2 separate regions of the Homo sapiens genome follow, and region 2 is linked to region 1. A link is an interaction called in ENCODE POLR2A ChIA-PET data of the cell type or tissue named here. Cell type or tissue: HepG2. All regions are shown on one strand. Links, peaks and the distances in the headings refer to the core of each region. The heading gives the core; the rest is flanking DNA. Region 1 overlaps LDB1 (LIM domain binding 1). Region 2 overlaps NOLC1 (nucleolar and coiled-body phosphoprotein 1).

Region 1 (5,000 bases), core at 1-5,000:
TTATAAGAGAGTGGTGGACTAGGGGAGGGGGCTACTCTAGGGAGCACCTGTCTCTCCTTCTAATTCTGGCTCCAATCTTATTTCATTAAGAAACAAGAGTAGTCCACCCTAATCCCAGCGCATACCCAAGATCCCATTTCTTCATTTGGCTGAGTCCTAGATGACAGAAGAGGAATTGAAGCTGGGAAGAATGATTACAGAATAAATAAATATCCAATCATTAGAATCTAATATTGATAAACCCCCTTTTAATCTACATACTTTCACTCAATCATCAAAACAACCTTATGAGGTAGCAGGGCTGACCATAACATTCCCATTTTACAGATGAGGCAACTGAGGGCTCAAAGGACCTTGCCAAGATCATAAAGCTAGTAACTGTCAAAGCTAGGACTTGAGCTTGGATCTTCTGATTCCCACATCCTATACTCTTTCTACCATCTGACCCCTCTATTGCCCTCTAGAGACCAAAGTGGGGGAGGAAAAGGGAGGATTTTCAAACTCTGCCCTTCCTCCACCCTCAGGGTCTCAGGAGGGCAAGGGATGGAAAGATAAATGGGGGTGGGTGCCTGTTGGGTGTGGCCTACCAGATAACCAGTTGGGCCTTCTGCCTCCCCACTAACGGCCACTCCCTTATCAGCCCAGCCCCCACCCCCGCCCCCAAGGGTAGACAGTATTGTCTCCAAACCAGAAACCCAAAGCCTCAACCCCTTTTCTCTTCTGAGACTTGGGAGTCGGGGAAGCAGGCAGATGAGCCTCCTTTGCATCCCACTCTACCTACAATTGAGAAGTAGGTGGTCTGGGAAGAAGCCTATGTTCCTCAGTCTAGGGGCAAGTGGTCACTAGACAGGGGTCTCACTAGTGTGTATCTGTGATGTGCACATGTCCTCTCTCTCACCTCACCTAACAGCAAACAGTTCCTGGAATACTGTTTTCTGACTGGAAAAAGTGTTAAATTCATAGTTGGGTATGAGCCAGGTACCCCTGCAACTCTGTTTCCCCTTCTCACCAGATAGGAGGGGAAACTGAGGCACAGGCCCAAAAGTTCATCTGACTCCAATCACATTTGCTTCCTTGGGTCCCTAAAACTCGACTGCATTTGGAAGGGTAGCTAGATTGGCTGTATCTAGATCTCCTCCCCAACTTAGATACAAAACCTATTTTGTTTCTTTGGGGGGAAGAGACAAAAGAAGACCCTGTGCCAACATGTGTCATTTAATTCTCTCCCCAGAGCCCTGTCCTCACAATGCAGGCAAAAGGAGGGTCCCAGACTGCACAGTCTCTGAAGATGCCAAGTCAGAGCCTGTGTGTGCCTGCACACACGTGTGCCTCATCCTGCCTAGCAGGCTTTCACCCTCAGCTCGCCCTAACATGCCTATCAAGGGCTGGAACCCAGCAGCCCCAGGCAGATTCAGATGCCCGCAACAGGCCCTCACCCCATGCACGAGCTCTCACGGGCCACATCCATATGCTCCAAGAACAGCACACACAGCCTTCACATGCCAGTCTGGACTGAGCCTGTGTCTCCAGAAAGACAGTCCCCACCCAGCCACCAAGTCTCCCCAATCCACAGACAGGCAGACTAAGGCCACACAGGAAGCCCAAACTCACACAGCCCACCAGAGGCCAGGCCTGGGCAATAAACCCAAGAGTAGATTCTCAGACCTGGCCCTCATCCCCCAACTAGGCCATCCTTTCTCCCATAGCTTAACCACCCCTGCCTCCTCAGTTTCCGGGCCACTTGAAATGTGTTAGCTCAAGAACCTGAAGAGACAGGAGGCAGGACGCCTGGGTTTCTCTCCAATTTTGTAAAAAAAAAAAAAAAAAAACTCTCAGAGCCTCCATTTCTCTCTCTAGAGAATGAACAGGCATTGTCTAGGCCTGGGTAAATAGCTCTGAGGAGCTAGAGCCCAAAGCTCTGGGCCTCTATTTACACCTCCAGTGAATGGACACAAACTCAGCATCTCTCCAGAGCCACAACTCCCAGTGGCTCCAGCACAAGGGCTTGGGAGTGAGTAGAGAAGGGGAGGGACATCACCCAGACCATCTGTCCCTGTTGCTGCCTGTCCCCAGCAGCAGGAGTAGAGGCAGCAAGGTGGGGGGACGGAGGAGATGTGTCATCCAGCCCTGGAGTCAGCCATAGCCCCCCTCCCACCTCTAGCAAATTGGAAGCCTTTAGGAAGGGGGAGAGAAGAGCCCAGAACTAGTAAAGTTTTCTCAGGGTGGAAGCTGCATCCCGGGGCTGAGGGGGGCACCTCCAGCTGGGTATTGCCATGGTAACCAGGCTGACTCGAGGGCAGGCCTCCTCCCTTTAGGGACTGGCCACAGGTCAGCAGGCCTGAGCGCCCCGGCGGCTCTGGGCTGGGGCACCTCTCCCCCAGCCCGCAGATCAGGCCCGGGCCGGGCTGAGGGCCTTCCGCCCACCCCCAACAGGCTCGCAGGGTGCCCAGACTTACCTGGGAGAACTGAGGGGGCCAGGAGAGGTACGGGGGAGCGACTGCAAGCCCAGAGGAGTCCTGGCAGGGGTGAGGGCTGACGGGGGGACAACTTCAGCAGCTCATGTCCCGAGTGGGACGGGCAGGCCCGACTGGGAGCTCCAGTCCGCCGGCCGCACAAAGACTCGCACGCACTGCCTCGGCCCGCCCCGCGGCGGCCGCTGTCCCGGGGGAAAGTTACAATGGCCACTGGGCCGGGGGCCGGGGGCCAGGGGGCCGGCCTGGGGGGCGGGGGGCCGCGGGGAGTCCGGAGCCTTCTTTGTTTGCAAGGTTTCCCTCAACAATGGCTGCTCCGCTCTTTCCTCTCTCCTCCTCCTCCTTCTCGGCTCTCCCCGCCGCCGCCTCTTGCTGCCTCTGCCTCCGAGCAGCCCGCCCGCCCTCCCCAGGCCACCGGGCCCCTCTGCTGGGGGCACCAGGAGAGGCAGGACCCGGCACTCACACTCACTCACACTCGCACACTCAAACACACACGCAGCGCCCGCCGGCTGCCTGCCTTTCTCCCTTTCTCTCCCTGCCTCCCTCCCTCCCCGCTCGCTCTCTCCGAGCCTCTCTCAGAATGAGGCCCCAGGGCGGGCGGAGGGTGGAGCTGCCCCCACCGGCCCCGCCCCCTCCCTGAGAGGAAAGAGGAAGAGCAAGGGAGGGAGGGAGGCTGGGACGGAGGGACTGCTGAGAAAAACAAAAGAGAGACAGAGACTGGGAGAGACAGGGGACGGATCAGATTGGGCCAGGAGAGACCTGGATGGAGGAGAGGCCTGTGGGGGCCAGGAACGAAATGCAGCCCGCCTCCCCCGAGCCCCAGGCACGGTGCTCAGGAGTGAGCAGGTGGGCCAAAGCCACTGGCAGAGATGGAGGAGGGCGGGCTCCTCTCTGCAGACTCCAAGATCTTCAAAGCACCTCCCAAACCTCCCCCAAATCTTTCTCGCCCCTGTGATCGCTCAGGTTGAAGGCTGGCCCGGACTGCCAGCCTGGGCTCCCCTGGTGAAATCCTGGAGCAGCTGGGGGGAGAGGCTCCAGGGGGTTATTTTTGACAGACACACATTCTGACATCAGACTGTAAACACTGATTGGAGGAAGGGGGACACTCCAGGCTTCCCTGCCCCCAACCCAGCTAAATTCCAAGCCTTGACTTAGATCCCCCTTAACAGGAAGCCCCCTTCCCCACCACCACTGAAGACAAGTGGGTGCCAGGGAAAGAGGCATTGTCAGAGCTAGGGAAAGCCAACTTGGCCATCCAAGGGTCCCCAGAAGGAGCTTAGTTTGCTGCTGAATCCTCCCCACCACCCCAGAAAAAAAAACGTGTGGTTAGTGGATAGGACCTGTTCTCCCATCCAGCAGGGCATCCCAAGGGAGCAGATATTTCTATTTTTTTTCCTAAGGTAATTTTGTTGTAGCAGGAGGGAATATTTCTAAAACTTGGGTAGTGGGCCAGACCTTACTCGTGGACAAATAGGAAAAGGAAAATACATAGTACACACACACACACACAAACACACACACACACACGGGAAGGGGGAGCACGAACCTTCTATTTCCTTCTTTGCAATTTGAGTGTCTGTTTCTCTACTTCCTGTCTCCTACCCCCAACTATATTCACACATAACTCCAAGGACAGGATTTCTTATGACATACTCACTAGTTAACTGTGCAGTAATATTGCACCTGGCTCTGTGAACATCTTCCACATAAATAACACATCTCACTTTCACATAAATCACTACCTGATACACATTTCAACCTGTGATATATCTTTTTTCCAAGACGGAGTCTCGCTCTGTTGCTTAGGCTGGAGTGCAGTGGCGCGATCTCGGCTCACTGCAACCTCCAGCTCCTGGGTTCAAGCGATTCTCCTGCCTCAGCCTCCTGAGTAGCTGAGATTACAGGTGCATGCCACCACACCCAGCTAATTTTTGTATTTTTAGTAGAGACAGGTTTCACTATGTTGGCCAGGCTGGTCTCGAACGCCTGACCTCAGGTGATCCACCCACCTTGGCCTCCCAAAGTGCTAGTATTACAGATGTGAGCCACCGCGTCTGGCCATCAACCTGTGATATATCTCAAATCCTAAATATACCCAAATCCTGGATATATACACACACACACAGTCTAAGTCATACACACTGGGACCTATGACACGCATCCTGACCTCAATACACACACCAAAACTGTGTTATAACCCCTAAACCTGTGACAGCCTATCACATACACACCCCGATCATTTATTATGCAAGGACTTAACCTATAAATCACCCTCTCTGAAGCCTGCGTACCATTCCTCATCACAGCCTGGCCATAGAATAAACCCCAGCTTTCACAAACATACTGAAATCTATAACATTCAGCCAGACCCTGCAACATACAGCCTATCACCAGGACTTAAGACACTCCCACTGACTCCCAAATTTACAGCTTAACTCTGGGGTAGTCCCACTTCTCCCCCACTGCCTTTAAACTTTCCAAAGTGCATTCACAGGCAGTACCTCAAGAGATCCTCATAGCACATAGGGC
Region 2 (15,726 bases), core at 4,322-9,321, 55 kb after region 1:
TAAAATTCTCTGTTTTGTTACAGGCAAAATTCTGGTATGGCGTGAATGCCATGGGTCATTCTGAATATATTTTTTTCTGTAATTTTATCATTACACGATGTTTGCAATACGTGCTTTGTTTTTTAATTTGAAAGCAAACTTTTCTACTGTTGAAAGACATTTTTTGACAACTTGACCCTTCCTAGTATTGAGTTCTAAGTTGAGGACTGCATCTTCTCGTTTTTTACAGTATAGAGAACAAAATGACATGAGTTTGAAAAATACATATCACTTGGTATTGCTGTCTTGGTTGCAGTGGTGATACAGAATTGGTTTCATTAATTCCTACATGGTTGAGAATCACTGATCAAGAAAGTGGGGGGAAAAAAAACAAACGTTAAAACCTCAATCCTCAGTAGGAAGGTAGATTACATTAGGTGAAATTATAGGTAATCTATGTATGTGCTAATGGGGTTGGAAAGAACCTTACAGAGCATATTACCTGATAAACTGGAGTGGGTTTGGGAGAACAAACTAATAGGATTATTGTGTCTCCTAGTTGGTACCTGGGAGCAATTGACATGCCCCCTTCAGAACCTTAACTGTTAGTAGCAGTGGCTGTAACAACACAAACCAGTGACCAGAGATAACAGCTTTTAGGCCAAGCTGGCCTGACGGTATGGCTGCAGGAAGTGACTGAGCAGTAGCGGTACTCAGCCAGACCAAGACGGAGAGGGAAGAGTCCACAGCTTTCTGGAAGCTAAGGCATTCTGGTGGTAGAAAAGTGTGCCCCAAGCCTTCATGGACGAGTTATAGGTCTTAAGATTAGTCTCCTCTTGTTTGGATTCCATACTTGCTAAATAACCTGATAATAACCTGGTTTTCCATGTAACTGCCTCTAGGAAGAAAATGTACTGTTCATGCTGACACAGATATTTCAGTCTGCATGGTAAAAGTTCTAAATCTTACTACAAAATAATAAACTGGCTGGTTTATAATGTGTCTTGGGAGTTTTATTATTGTGAGTCTAAACCCCTCCCACCCCCTACTCAAACCAGAACAACTTTGGTGCCAGTTATAGGACTGGGGTCCAGACCTGTGATTTCACTGCAGAGGCTTTTTGGCAGCAGCTTGTCTCACGGTGCCTTTTCCAGGCTATATTCTAGCCTACGCATAGTCCAAATTGGGGGTTGGCAAAATGGCCTATGGGTCAAATCCAGCCCATGGTTTGTTTTTGTATTACCTAGGAGCTAAGAATGGTTTTTACATTTGTAAAGGTCTTTTAAAAAGAGAATGTGTGACAGAGATCTTATCAATGGCCCACAAAGCCTAAGATATTTAGGATGCGGCCCTTTACAGAAGAAGTTTGCCAATCCCTGGTCTAAATCAGCGATTCCTAAGACATCAGCTGAAAATTAGAATCATCTGAGGAACTTAGAAGCACGGATACTCGCAAATCAAAACCACAATGAGATACCATCTCACACCAGTTAGAATGGCGATCATTAAAAAGTCAGGAAAGAACAGGTGCTGGAGAGGATGTGGAGAAATAGGAACACTTTTATACTGTTGGTTGGACTGTAAACTAGTTCAACCATTGTGGTAGACAGTGTGGCGATTCCTCAGGGATCTAGAACTAGAAATACCATTTGACCCAGCAATCCCATTGCTGAGTATATACCCAAAGGATTATAAATCATGCTGCTATAAAGACACATGCACACGTATGTTTATTGTGGCACTATTCACAATAGCAAAGACTTGGAACCAACCCAAATGTCCATCAATGATAGACTGGATTAAGAAAATGTGGCACATACACCCCATGGAATACTACAGCCATAAAAAAGGATGAGTTCGTGTCCTTTGTAGGGACATGGATGAAGCTGGAAACCATCATTCTCAGCAAACTATCACAAAGACAGAAAACCAAACACCGCATGTTCTCACTCATAGGTGGGAATTGAACAATGAGAACACTTGCACACAGGGTGGGGAACATCACACACCAGGGCCTAATGTGGGGTGGGGGGAGGGAAGGGATAGCATTAGGAGATAGATATACCTAATGTAAATGACAGTTAATGGGTGCAGCAAACCAACATGGCACATGTATACATATGTAACAAACCTGCACATTGTGCACATGTACCCTAGAACTTACCCTAGTATAATATAAAAAATAAAAAGAAACACGGATACTCAGGGGCCCATCCTGAGATCTATTGAGTCAGACCCTGGTGCTGTCTGGTGAGGCCCGGGCACTAGGGTATTTTTAAAGCTCCCAGATGATTCTAATGAACAGGTAGAGTTGAAAACCGCTTATCTAAAGAGTATTTGAAAAGAAGTGAATTGGTATTTCCCACCTTCATGCTTCCATTTTCAAATATACTTGTTAAAAATAATAGTATAAAATGAAAATTTCAGGCCAGGTACAGTGGCTTACGCATGTAATACCAGCACTTTGGGAGGCCAAGGCAGACGGATCACCTGAGGTCAGTAGTTCGAGACCAGCCTGGTCAACATGGTGAAACCCCGTCTCTACTAAAAAATACAAAAATTAGCTGGGCGTGGTGGCACGTGCCTGTAATCCCAGCTACTCGGGAGGCTGAGGCAGGAGAATTGCTTGAACCCTGGAGGTGGAGGTTGCAGTGAGCTGAGATCGTGCCACTGCACTCCAGCCTGGCGACACAGTGAGACGCTGTCTCAAAAATTTAAAAAAAAAAAAAAAAAATTTCATCTCAGCCCTGTTTCCTGGAACCTGCTTCTGTGTCTCCTTCCAGACAGTTTCTAGGTATGTGCTACTATATGCATCCTCCCCTCCTTTTTTTCTTGGCACAAATGGGGCAGTTCGTCAAGTGCAATGTTTTGCAACTTTCAGAGCTCAATTCATAGCAGAACACAGCAGCTCATTTTTAATGGCTATATGGTACTCTGTTTTAAGTTATTTAAATTAGTACTTTAGGGGCAGAAGTTTAAGTATTTTGCTATTACAAATAGTGTTACACTGGGTAGTCTTATACATGAGACTGAGTATCTGTGTGTTTTTATGTAGGAAATATTCCTAAAAATGATGGCTGGTTCAAAGGATATTTGCATTTATTAATAACATTTTGATCATTATTGCCCTCCAAAATCGTTCTACTAATCGTATAGTTCCAGCAACATTTTATCAAAGTGCCTCTTTGCCCTCTTGCCAACACTATTTACCAAATTGATCTTTGCTACTTGGATAAATGAAAATGCTCTCTCATTTTTGTTTGTTTTTGTTTTATAGTGGTAAAACACGACATTAAATTTACCACTAACCATTTTTAATTGTATGGTTTAGTAGTGTTAAGTATATTCCACTGTGTAACAGATACCTAGGACGTTTTCATCTTGTAAAATTGAAACTATATTCATTAAACACTAATATCCCCTCCTCCCCAGCCCTTGGCAACCATCTTTCTACTTTGTTTTTATGATTTTGGCTACTTTAGATATAACCTCATGAGTGGAACAGTAATGATATTATCTTTTTGTAGCTGGCTTATTTTACTTAGCCAAGCCAATGTCCTCAAGGTTCATCCATGTTATAGCAGGTGACAGGATTCCCTTCCTTTTTAAGACTGCATGATATTCCATTGTACGTCTATACCACTTTCGCCCAGACTGGAGTGCAGTGGCGTGATCTCAGCTTACTGCAACATCCGCCTCCCAGGTTCAAGCAATTCTCTGCCTCAGCCTCCTGAGTAGCTGGGATTATAGGCACCTGCCACCATGCCTGGCTAATTTTTGTATTTTTAGTAGAGACGGGATTTCACCATCTTGGCCAGGCTGGTCTTGAACTCCTGACCTCGTGATCTGCCCACCTCGGCCTCCCAAAGTGCTGGGATTACAGGTGTGAGCTACCACGCCTGGCCTTGGCATTTTTATTTTATTTATTTTGAGACAGGGTCTTGCTCTGTCACCCAGGCTGGAGTACAGTGGTGCAAACTTGGCTCACTACAACCTCCACCTCCCAGGCTCAAGCAATCCTCTCATCTTAGCCTTCCGAATAGCTGGGACCACAGGTATGTGCCACCACACTTGGCTAATTTTTGTGTTTTTTGTAGACAGGGTTTTGTCATGTTGCCCAGGCTGGTCTCGAACTGAGCTCAAGCTATCTGCCTGCCTTGGCCTCCCACAAGTGTTGGGATTACAGACGGGAGCCACCGCGCCCAGCCCGTTTTCATTTTTAAGTTGAATATGACATACATCCATTAATTTATTCTCCTTAAAACATAAATAATTTGTGAGGTTGCTGTTTATTGTTTAAATCATGACTTTTCTTCTGTATTGTATAACCCTTCTCAGTCTTGTTTGCTTTTTTCCGACAGAACTCATTTCCTCTTAGGCCTTGCAAAGCTGAGTCTGCTACGTTTTGCAGCTAGTGTGTTACACAAATGAGGCGGTTTAGCAAATTGCCTAACAGTATTCATTAGGAAGGTTAACCTGAGTCTGCGTTTGTTTGTTTGTTTGTTTGTTTTTGAGACAGGGTCTTGCTCTGTTGCACAGGCTGGAGTGCAGTGGTGCGATTACGATCACCGCTCACTGCAGCCTCAGCCTCTGGGGCTCAAGCAGATACTCTGATCTCAGCCCCCTGAGTAGCTGAGATCCTCCCACCTCAGCCTCCTGAGTAGCTGGGACTACAGTAGTCACTAGGCTTGGCTAGTTGTTTTTTTGTTTGTTTTGTTTTTGTTTTTGTTTTTAATTTTGTTTTGTAGAGACAGGGTCTCCCTGTGTTGCCCAGGCTACTCTCAAACAATCCTCCCACCTCAGCCTCCCAAAGTGCTGGGATTACAGGCGTGAGCCACTGTGCCCAGCCCAGAGTGTACCTTCTGATGTAAAATGAGAATACTGGCTGGGCCTGTAATCCCAGCACTTTGGGAGTCCAAGGCGGGTGGATCACGAGGTCAGGAGATCGAGACTATCCTGGCTACTTGCAGTGAGCTGAGATCGCACCACTGCACTCCAGGCTGGGTGACAGAGCAAGGCTCTGTCTCAAAAAAAGAGAGAATACTATCTCAACTCATTTGTAGATTCTTGACTCTCTCAGAGGCTTGTTGTAAGGACTGAGAATTTAAAGCACTTAGTACAGTCCCTGGCATATTATAAGCACTCCATAACTGCCTCTTGCTCAACAAAAAAAGCTTTGGAAATGATGTTCTTTGGTTTCCTTGTGATGTGCAACATGCCATTTTGGCAAAGGCATCAAGCATATGTTAATGATTATTTCCCTGCAATGGTTTTTTGTTGTTTCACGTTTATCATCTTTATTCCTGATACAAAAATGGATATGTGGAATTGGTCCTATTAGAAACTTCTTAGTTTTGTGAAGAATCTGGAATTCCTACCCCTTGCTGATGGGCTCTGGCACTGAAATCCGCAAATTCAGTCAACCAGACACATGGCTCATGCCCCTCTGCATCATGCTTCATGGACACAGGCAGGAGACTTCCTAATGCCCTGTTGGGGGCTTGCCCTTCGCCCGGTGTAGCCTTACTGCAACCCTGTTAGGTGGGTATCGAGTAGATCATTCCATTTGGGGCCAGGTAAGTCTTTGCTTTTGAGGACTGTCCTGTGTGTTGTAGGATGTGTGGCAGCGTCCCTGGCCTCTAACACTGCATGCCAATAGTTTCCCCTAGTTGTGACAACCAAAAACGGCTCCAGGCATTGCCAAATATTTTCTGGGAAGGAAAATTGCCCCTAGTTGAAAACCACTACGGAAACAGCCCTGAGTATCAAATGATTTACTTAGGGTTGATGAAACTGCAACTTAGTGGCACATTGAGACAAGAACACAGGTCTCTGTATGTCCAAACATGGAGCTACCTGTATTCAATAGTCTTTGTGAACCTGCTATGTACTCGTCATAGAACTCCCAGAGAGCTCAGTGTCTAATGGGGAAAGTCAGGCATGGGAATGGTTTCTGTGCACTGAGCTGAGTTCTGTCCCAAACTGAAGGTCAGAGTAGCACCCCTAAGGGTACAAGCAAGAAAATACTTGGCTTGGCCCGGTGTGGTGGCTCACACCTGTAATCCCAGCACTTTGGGAGGCCGAGGCAGGCAGATCACGAGGTCAGGAGTTCGAGACCAGCCTGGTCAACATAGTGAAACCTCGTCTCTACTAAAAATACAAAAAATTAGCCAGGTGTGGTGGCAGGCGCCTGTAATCCCAGCTACTCAGGAAACTGAGACAGGAGAATCGCTTGAAACCGGAAGGCGGAGGTTGCAGTGAGCCAAGATCGTGCCACTGCACTCCAGCCTGGGCAACAAAGTGAAACTCTGTCTCAAAAAAAAAAAAAAAAAAAAAGAAGAAGAAGAAGAAGAAAAGACTTGGCTGATGGTGGCCTAGGATTCTGAAGACAGCTGCAGTTTGCCAGGAGCGAGAAAAGTGCATACCGTGTAAGGAAGAGTGCCTTTTCCAGTGGGAGAAGAGGGCTGTTAGAATGGGTCAAGCAGAGGTGTGCGGGAGGTGGGGGCAAGATACTGCGAAATTTCACTGAGAGTTCAATGTCAATGGCCTTTTGTACCTAAGTTAGGAATTAGTACTTTATTTTGTCCACCTGAGTATGTTAGGAGATTTGATAGTCTAATACAATACTCCTGGCACTAATCCGGTTGCGGTGAAAGCACTATTTCTGCCGGACCACGAAGTTCTCAAATCCCTCCTGCAGAGCCTGTCTGCAGTTACCGATGGGGCCAGTAGGTGGCGATGTTGCCCCCCTGTTTAGGGAGCTGGGCTGGACTTAAATAGAAGCTTAACTCCTTACTTACTCCAGTGCTATTCAACAAACTTGAAGAGCCGGGCGCAGTGGCTCACGCCTGTAATCCCAGCACTTTGGGAGGCGGAGGCGGGCGGATCACGAGGTCAGCCGATCGAGACCAACCTGGTTAACACAGTGAAACCCCGTCTCTACTAAAAATACAAAAAATTAGCGGGGCGCCGTGGCGGGCGCCTATATAGTCCCAGCTACTCGGGAGGCTGAGGCAGGAGAATGGCGTGAGCCCGGGAGGCGGAGCTTGCAGTGAGCCGAGATAGCGCCACTGCACTCCAGCCTGGGCGACAGAGCGAGACTCCGTCTCAAAAAAAAAAAAAAACACCTTGAAGAGCCCACTGTGAGCCTTTGGATACACAGATGAATAAGACACAGGCCCTCATCTGAGGCTCTTTAGTTTTGGAAATTAGAGAAGGGGTTTTTTGTTTGTTTGTTTGTTTGTTTGTTTTGAGACAGAGTCTCGCTCTGTCGCCCAGGCTGGAGTGCTGTGGTGCCATCTCGGCTCACTGCAAGCTCTGCCTCCTGGGTTCACGCCATTCTCCTGCCTCAGCCTCCCGAGTAGCTGGGACTACAGGCGCCCGCTACGGCGCCCAGCTAATTTTTTTGTATTTTTTAGTAGAGACGGGGTTTCACCGTGCTCTCCATCTCCTGACCTCATGATCTGCCCGCCTCGGTCTCCCAAAGTGCTGGGATTACAGGCGTGAGGCACCGCGCCCGGCCGAGAAGGGAGGTTTTCTGGTCTCTGGTCTGTACTGGTTATCCATGAGAGGTTACCTGATACCTGAAAGCCAGTGGCAGGCAACATGGCTTGTAGAAGATTAATGTTCCCCGTGGAACCCCAACCCTACCTCCAGGTCCTGGCAGGGCCTTCGGGCTCCTGCAAGGGTGACCGGCTGCAGATCCCACTGCTGATGGAAATTGCGGGCCTGTGTTCTTCCTAGGTCTGGGAGCTCAGAGGCTTTGATGCCTTCTCCTCTCTCCTCTCTCTTCCCTCCTCTCCCAGCATAATCTCAAGGAGCTCAGGATTGAGGAGAACAAATGCCAGGCTTCCGCCTTGGAAGTGGATACTTCCAAGTGGCAGAGGAAGTACAGAGTATTTCAAGAAATTAGCCTGCCAAACAGAAATTTATCCATTCAGCAAAAATTCATCCATTCAGAAAATATGAGTGGCTGCCATGCGCCAGGTACATGACATGTGATCCTGTGTGGTAGCTGTTGCAGATACAATCCTGAATGAACAAAAAACACAGTTCCAGCAATCAAAGTTTACTCAAAAAAAGTTTTGTTTACTCAAAAAAGACAAAAAGTTTGTCCGACTAGTGAGGGACAAAAATATTAATCCTCACAAATAAATGTGTAAATACAAACTTCAGTGTGTGAAGGCAGGTTGTACAGAGCTATGAGAGCATGTAATAGGGGCAGCTGACCCATGTGGTGGTGGGACTTCCTCATGGATAGCATGACCATGTAACTTTTTTTTTTTTGAGACGGAGTCTGGCTCTGTCGCCCAGTCTGGAGTGCAGTGGCCTGATCTCCGCTCACTGCAAGCTCCGCCTCCCGGGTTCACTTCATTCTCCTGCCTCAGCCTCCCGAGTAGCTGGGAGTACAGGCGCCCGCCACGCTAATTTTTTGTATTTTTCATAGAGACGGGATTTCACCGTTTTAGCCAGGATGGTCTCGATCTCTTGACCTCGTGATCTGCCCGCCTCGGCCTCCCAAAGTGCTGGGATTACAGGCGTGAGCCACCGTGCCCAGCATGACCATGTAACTTATTGTCTGAACTGGGATGCTTTTGAGAGGAAGAGGGAGGGAAATTAGTCTGAGATGAATAGGTGTAAAGTGAGGCTATGCTAGTCATGCCAGGACATATGGTCACTCTAGTAATAGAAATCTAAGAATAGGAAGTGATGTTTCAGCCAAAACCTGAAGTTAAGGGTTAATTAGGGGAAGCTAGAGGGTTGGGGGTGCTAGATATGTGAGTTTTCCAGTTAGAGGGAATAGCACGTGCAAAGACCTTTTTGTGCCTTGGGAGGATGATGGAGACCCCACACTGAAAGGTCTATGCAGCTGGAATGCAGAGTGAGGAGAGAGAGCAGTGTAACATGAAGCTAGAGAGGTAGGCAGGGGTAGAGTAGGCAGAGGCTTTGTAAGGCATGTTTGAAATGTCGGTCTTTAATAAGGCAGTAGGGGCCAGGCTTGATGGCTCATGCCTGTAATCCCAGCACTTTGGGAGGCTGAGGCGGGCAGATTCCCTGAGGCCAGGAGTTTGAGACCAGTCTGGCCAACATGGCAAAACCCCGTGTCTACTAAAAGTACAAAAAATTAGCCGGGCGTGGTGGTGGGCACCTGTAGTCCCAGCTACTCGGAAAGCTGAGGTAGGAGAATTGCTTGAACCCGGGAGGCGGAAGCTGCAGTGAGCTGAGATTACACCATTGCACTCCAGCCTGGGCAACAAGAGTGAAACTCTGTCTCAAAAAAAAAAAAAAAAAAAAAAAAAAAAAAGGCAATAGGAAGCCATTCAAGGTGTGAGTGTCTTAGCTTGGGCTGCGATAACTAAATACTAGACTGGGTGGCTTAAACAACAGAAATTGATCTCTTACATTCTAGACTCTGGGAAGTGAAGCATCAAGGGGCCGACCAATTCACTTCCTGGTGAGGGCTGTCTTCCTGGCTTGCAGATGGCCATCTTGCTGTGGCCTCACATGATGGGGGCAGAATGGGGCGAACAAATTCTTTGGTGTCTCTCTTTTTTCTTTTGTGTTTGTTTGTTTTAGAGACAGGGTCTTGCTATGTTGTCCAGGCCATAGTGCAGTGGCTATTCACAGGTGTGATCGCAGCACACTACAGCCTCGAACTCCTGGGCTAAAGTGATCCTCCCACTTCAGCCTCCTGAGTAGCTGGGACTACAGACACGTGCCACTGCACCTGGGTCTTCGGTCTCTCTTTTTTTTTATTTTTTTGAGACAGAGTCTTGCTCTGTCGCCCAAGCTGGAGTGCAGTGGCACGATCTCAGCTCACTGCAACCTCCACCTCCTGGGTTTAAGTGATTCTCCTGCCTCAGCCTCCCAAGTAGCTGGGATTACAGGCACGTGCCACCATGCCCAGCTAATTTTTGTACTTTTAGTAGAGACGGGGTTTCCCCATGTTGGCAAGGCTGGTCTAAAACTCCTGACCTCAGGTCGGGCACAGTGGCTCACGCTTGTAATCCCAGTACTTCCGGAGGCTGAGGCAGGTGGATCACGAGGTCAGGAGATTGAGACCATTCTGGCTAACACGTGAAACCCCGTCTTTAGGGAATATACAAAAACTTAGCCAGGCGTGGGGGCGGGTGCCTGTAGTCCCAGCTACTCAGGAGGCTGAGGCAGGAGAATGGTGTGAATCTGGGAGGTGGAGCTTGCAGTGAGCCGAGATCGCACCACTGCACTCCAGCCTGGGCGACAGAGCAAGACTCCGTCTCAAAAAAACAAAACAAAACAAAACAAAACAAAACAAAAAAAACACTCCGGACCTTGTGATCCGCCCGCCTTGGCCTCCTGAAGTGTTGGGATTACAGACGTGAGCCACTGTGCCCAGGCAACGGGCTCTTCTTATGAAGGCACTGATCTCACCTGGGTCTGCACCATCATGACCTCATCTAAACCTAATTAGGTGGTGATTAAAGGCCCCATCTTCCAACATACCACACTGGGGATTAGGGAGTCAATATATGAACTTGAAGACTTCACAAATATTCAGTCCATAAGAGTGAATGTGTATGCGTGTGTGGTTTTTTTTTTTTAATTTTTTTTAATTTTTTTTTTTTTTTGAGGCAGAGTCTCGCTCTGTCGCCCAGGCTGGAGTGCAGTGGCACTATCTCGGCTCACTACAAGCTCCGCCTCCTGGGTTTGCGCCACTCTCCTGCCTTAGCCTCCCGAGTAGCTGAGACTACAGGCGCGTGCCACCACGCCCGGCTAATTTTTTGTATTTTTAGTAGAGATGGGGTTTCACCGTGTTAGCCAGGATGGTCTCGCTCTCCTGACCTTGTGATCCGCCCACCTTGGCCTCCCAAACTGCTGGGATTACAGGCGTGAGCCACCCTGTCCGGCCTTTTTATTTTTTTGAGACGGAGTCTCGCTGTGTCACCCAGGCTGGAGTGCAGTGGCGCCATCTCGGCTCACGGCAAGCTCCACCTCCTCGGGTTCACGCCATTCTCCTGCCTCAGCCTCCCGAGTAGCTGGGACTACAGGTGCCTGCCACCACGCCCAGCTAATGTTTGTATTTTTAGTAGAGACGGGATTTCACTGTGTTAGCCAGGAAGGTCTCGATCACCTGACCTCGTGATCTGCCCGCCTCAGCCTCCCAAAGTGCTGGGATTACAGGCGTGAGCCACTGCGCCTGGCCTTTTTTTTTTTTTTTTCCCCTAGAAACAAGGTCTCACTATGTTGCCCAGGCTGGTCTGAAACTCCTGGCCTCAAGTGATTCTCCTGTCTTGGCGTCCCAAAGTGCTGTGGTTACAGGCATGAGCTACTGTCCCCAGTTGTGTATGTGTGTTTTTTTCTTTTCTTTTCTTTTCTTTTTTTTTTTTTTTTGAGATGGAATCTTGCTCTGTCGCCCAGGCTGGAGTGCAGTGGTGCCATCTCGGCTCACGGCAAGCTCCGCCTCCCGGGTTCACACCATTCTCCTGCCTCAGCCTCCCGAGTAGCTGGGACTACAGGCCCCCGCCACCACGCCCGGCTCATTTTTTGTACTTTCAGTAGAGACGAGGTTTCCCCATGTTAGCCAGGATGGTCTCGATCTCCTGACCTCGTGATCCGCTTGCTTCGGCCTCCCAAAGTGCTGGGATTACAGGTGTGAGCCAGCGCGCCCGGCCGTATGTGTGTTTTTAAAAAGGATTTTATTAGGGAAATTTTCACATACTTACCAAAGTAGGAAGAACAGTATAATTAAGCCCCATCTTCCCATCCAGCTCTTAACAATACACAGCCCATCTTATTTCATCTCTTATTAGCCCAACTCATTCCCCTTCCCACTTCCCATTGGATAATTCTGAAGCAAAAACAAGACTTTTTTTTTTTCTAAGCAGTCTCACTCTGTTCCCCACCCTGGAGTGCAGTGGTGCAATCTGGGGTCACTGCAACCCCAAGCCTGCAACCTCCAGCCAGGCTCAAATGATCCTCCCATCTCAGCCTCCTGAGTAGCTGGGACTACAGGTGCACACCACCATGCCCAGCTAATTTTTCATCCCATCAGAACAAGTAAACATGTGGGCCCCACGGCTCTTGTGGGTACTGTCTCCCTCATGGTGAACAAGCCTCCTGGTGTTTCGTCCAAGAAAAGGAAGGGTGTCAGCGGAACCACAGTCCTTTTTCATTTATAAACTGCCTCTTCATGTTGCCTGCTCAAGTTTCCACGTAGAATTGCTATCACTGTGGCTCTTTATTTTTCTTTTTCTTTTTTTTTTTTTTGAGACGGAGTCTTGCTCTGTTGCCCAGGCTGGAGTGCAGTGGCGCGATCTCGGCTCACTGCAAGCTCCGCTTCCCGGGTTCACGCTATTCTCCTGCCTCAGCCTCCCGAGTAGCTGGGACTACAGGCGCCCGCCACGGCGCCCGGCTAATTTTTTGTATTTTTACAAAATACAAAGTAGAAACGGGGTTTCACCATGTTAGCCAAGATGGTCTCGATCTCCTGACCTCGTGATCCACCCACCTGGGCCTCCCAAAGTGCTGGGATTACAGGCGTAAGCCTCCGCCCCCGGCCCACTGTGGCTCTTTCTAAAAATCCTTCTATTTAACTGGCTCACTGAAATTAGTCATAGGAAACTTGTGATTTGGTGAAGAAGCATTCCTTGTAATAACCAAATGATGGGACGGTTTGCATAGCAACAGTGTTACACTTATGGGGGCCGTCTCTAGAATCCAGGAAGTCTCTGGATCTGAAGGATGAACAGTTCTTCCTGCTCTGAATGAGAGTGGACTCTTCCCCTCACCTCCAACTGAAACCACGAACACCCAGAATCTTCTGGGATTCTGACTTAAGAGTCCTTGTTATAGAAGACCTTGTTGCTATGGAACATGAAACTGTGTGTGTCAGATGGAGAGATTCCCTTAACTTAAGAGCCTTAAATAGCCCTGAAAGTACACCGGGACAGTTTGCCATGTAATTAAAATTAGAAGTGAATATTTTTAGGTGCCCTTGAAGCTTTCTGGGGACTCAAAATTATCAAGAGTCAGGGACAGTCCGAAGGAAGAACGTCTGTAAAAGTGGGTTCCTGGAAGTACAGACAGATGTGGCTTTTTGTAGAACTTGGTGGGGAGCGGTGCCTCGTAAGAGCGGAATGGCCTGGCGTAGCCAGTGCTTCCCGGCAACACGCAGCTCTGCCAGCCTCCAGAATTCCCCCGTTCTGAGCTTGATGCCCTTAGCCTGTCCCCCACCTCCTTCTTCCCCTCCCCTCTAGCCCTCTCACAGGGGTGATTGCTACCACTCTTTTCTTGGGCCTAGGCAAGTTTTAGAGGAGTTCTCAACCATTGTCACGAAGCCTGTGTGCTCCCTGGGCTGGATGGCCTGGGCTTGCGTGTGGCCCGAGGGCTCTCCTGGGGTCTTTTTCCCAGTCACCGTCCAAGCCACAGTGCACTCATTGGATGTATGTTCTTAACATAGCTCACTGCTTCTCTTTCTACATTAAAAAAAATCATTATTGCATTTTGGAAAGCAGTGCTTATCAAAAGCAACTTTTTTTTTTTTTTTTTTTTGAGAAACGGAGTCTCTCTCAGACGCCCAGGCTGGAGTGCAGTGCCACGCCCGGCCCAAAAGCAACTTTTAAAACCTATTTTATTGTTCCTTTAAATGTTCTCTCCCGCTGAAACTGCCTTGGGGAGGCTAGCAGCTGCTCTTCCATTTCCCCACATCAGGGTATTCTCCACGTCACTGAGTGGAGATGACTCCAGGTATGTTTAAAGACTGGACAATTCACCTGTACTGTGTAGGAAATTACCTCCTTAATTACCTGGTAGAATTGTCAGCAGACATGTTCATCCGATGATAGTACTGCAGTTTTCTATAAATAATTTGCTGACTTTTATCTAACCTGCACTCATGTACAGATTATTAAAAGTTTTAAAATGTAACTGATCAGTATTGATCAATCATTATCTTGACTTTTTTTTACCGTGTATATTTCTTTTTTCTTTTTATTTTTTTGAGACGGAGTCTCGCCCTGTTGCCCTGGCTGGAGTGCAGTGGTGCAATCTCGGCTCACTGCAAGCTCTGCCTCCCGGGTTCACGCCATTCGCCTGCCTCAGCCTCCCGAGTGGCTGGGACTACAGGCGCCCACCACCACGCCCAGCTAATTTTTTGTATTTTTAGTAGAGACGGGGTTTCACCGTGTTAGCCAGGATGGTCTTGATCTCCTGACCTCGTGATCCGCCCACCTCGGCCTCCCGAAGTGCTAACAGGCGTAAGCCACTGAGCCCACCCCCTATAGTGTATATTTCTAATCATATTCTTTAAAGCCAAGAGAACTGGTTGAATGAATGTTTATTTTCCTGAAGGTATTTTTAGGATAAAGCTGCCTAATGGCCTGTAAACTTTGCATATATATGTAGTTTGATACATATTGTCACATTTGAAAATCTTGTGAGTTGTAACTGGTTTTATACAAAATATCGAATAGTGGAAATTGTATAATTACAATCATGTAATTAAACTCCCCCCCCAAAAAATACCAAAATTAGTCGGGCGTGGTGGCATATGCCTATAATCCAAGCTACTCGGGGGGGCTGAGGCAGGAGAACCGCCTGAACTTGGGAGGTGGAGGTTGCAGTGAGCCGAGATCTCACCACTGCATGCCAAGCTGGGCAACAAGAGTGAGACTCCATCTCAAAAAAATTAAAGTTAAGCCTTTAAGGAAAAAGGCTTTACTTTTCACACTTAAAAGAATTATCAGGCCGGGCGCAGTGGCAGGCGCCTGTAGTCCCAGCTACTCGGCAGGAGAATCACTTGAACCCAGGAGGCGGAGGTTGCAGTGAGCTGAGATTGCACCACTGCACTCCTGCCTGGCGACAGAATGAGACTCTGCCTCAAAAAAAAAAAAAGAATTATCAGTATAGTAATTAGTTGGTATCATTAAACATCCAGTGAGTATCACCATCCAGTCAGTAGAGATGGGATTTCACCATGTTGCCCAGCCTGGTCTCAAACTCCTGGGTCCAAGAGATCTGCCCACCTCTGCCTCCCAAAGTGCTGGGATTATAGGCATGAGCCACCACACCAGGACTTTAAAAAATTTTTTTCTTGAATTGAGTAGTGCTTTAGAATTATCCATTAAGCTTCATGTTTATGTTTGCTGTATTTCACACACACATACAAAGTGTTGTTGTTGTTTTAAAGAAGAATGCTGTGTTTCCTTGGGACAGGTGAGGTGAGAGGAGAAACGTAGAAGGAGAAAAGTAGAGAGATGGAAAAAAGAGGGCTCTGAGGAATACAAAACCTGCAAGACAAAAGGGAAAAGAGTGGCTGTGGGGGCCGTGGACCCTGAGAAGGTGTTTCCAGGTTCTCCACAGAGGGACCCCAGACCTTGCATCTGCAAGCCCACTTGAGCTCCAGGCTTCTGGAGAGGTCTCCAGAGAGCGGGACTAGAAAGGCAGCCCCAGGAGTGATGATGGTGAGCCTGCCCGGGCCAGAGCAACTCCAGGACAAAAAGCAAAGGGGCCTGGGAAGTTGGAGAAAGTTTCTTTTCATTTTCTCTTTTTCATTTGAGAAAGGCAGCAGAGAGCAGTGGAAAGGACCAAAGGGCCCCGTGTCTGAATTGTAGCACTAGTAGTTGTGTGATACTGGGTTATGATACTCCATTAAATTTTTTTTTTTTACTCTCCTCTAATTTCTTTTACCAGACTCCATTAATTTTTATCTCAGCTTCATTATACAGGTTGAGTATCCCTTATCCAGAAGGGCTTCAGATTTTGTGTGTT

The links. Peaks named below come from ENCODE experiments on the same cell type or tissue, not always from the same donor. Only the 100,000 strongest peaks of a DNase experiment are listed, where the experiment ranks them.
Region 2: POLR2A ChIA-PET joins it to region 1 with 5 read pairs; 25 of 35 experiments call an interaction of 5 or more read pairs at or near these places.

What each region holds. Positions count from the first base shown.
Region 1 is chr10:102,111,950-102,116,949 of GRCh38, forward strand. The region is part of intron 1 of LDB1 (LIM domain binding 1); the gene reads right to left. Among named protein-coding and RNA genes, the nearest start is that of LDB1, 5.9 kb to the right of the region's middle. RefSeq lists silencers at 2,405-2,494, 2,545-2,694, 2,715-2,864, 2,975-3,184. In HepG2, for the core only: a CTCF peak has its summit at 454 (motif pointing left); DNase peaks (open chromatin) are centred at 473 and 3,062; H3K4me3 peaks cover 2,238 bases.
Region 2 is chr10:102,162,890-102,178,615 of GRCh38, forward strand. NOLC1 (nucleolar and coiled-body phosphoprotein 1) reads left to right here. Exons shown (of 13, transcript NM_004741.5): 13 at 1-981. Among named protein-coding and RNA genes, the nearest start is that of NOLC1, 18 kb to the left of the region's middle. In HepG2, for the core only: a CTCF peak has its summit at 6,715 (motif pointing right); a DNase peak (open chromatin) is centred at 6,712; H3K4me3 peaks cover 380 bases; H3K27me3 peaks cover 640 bases.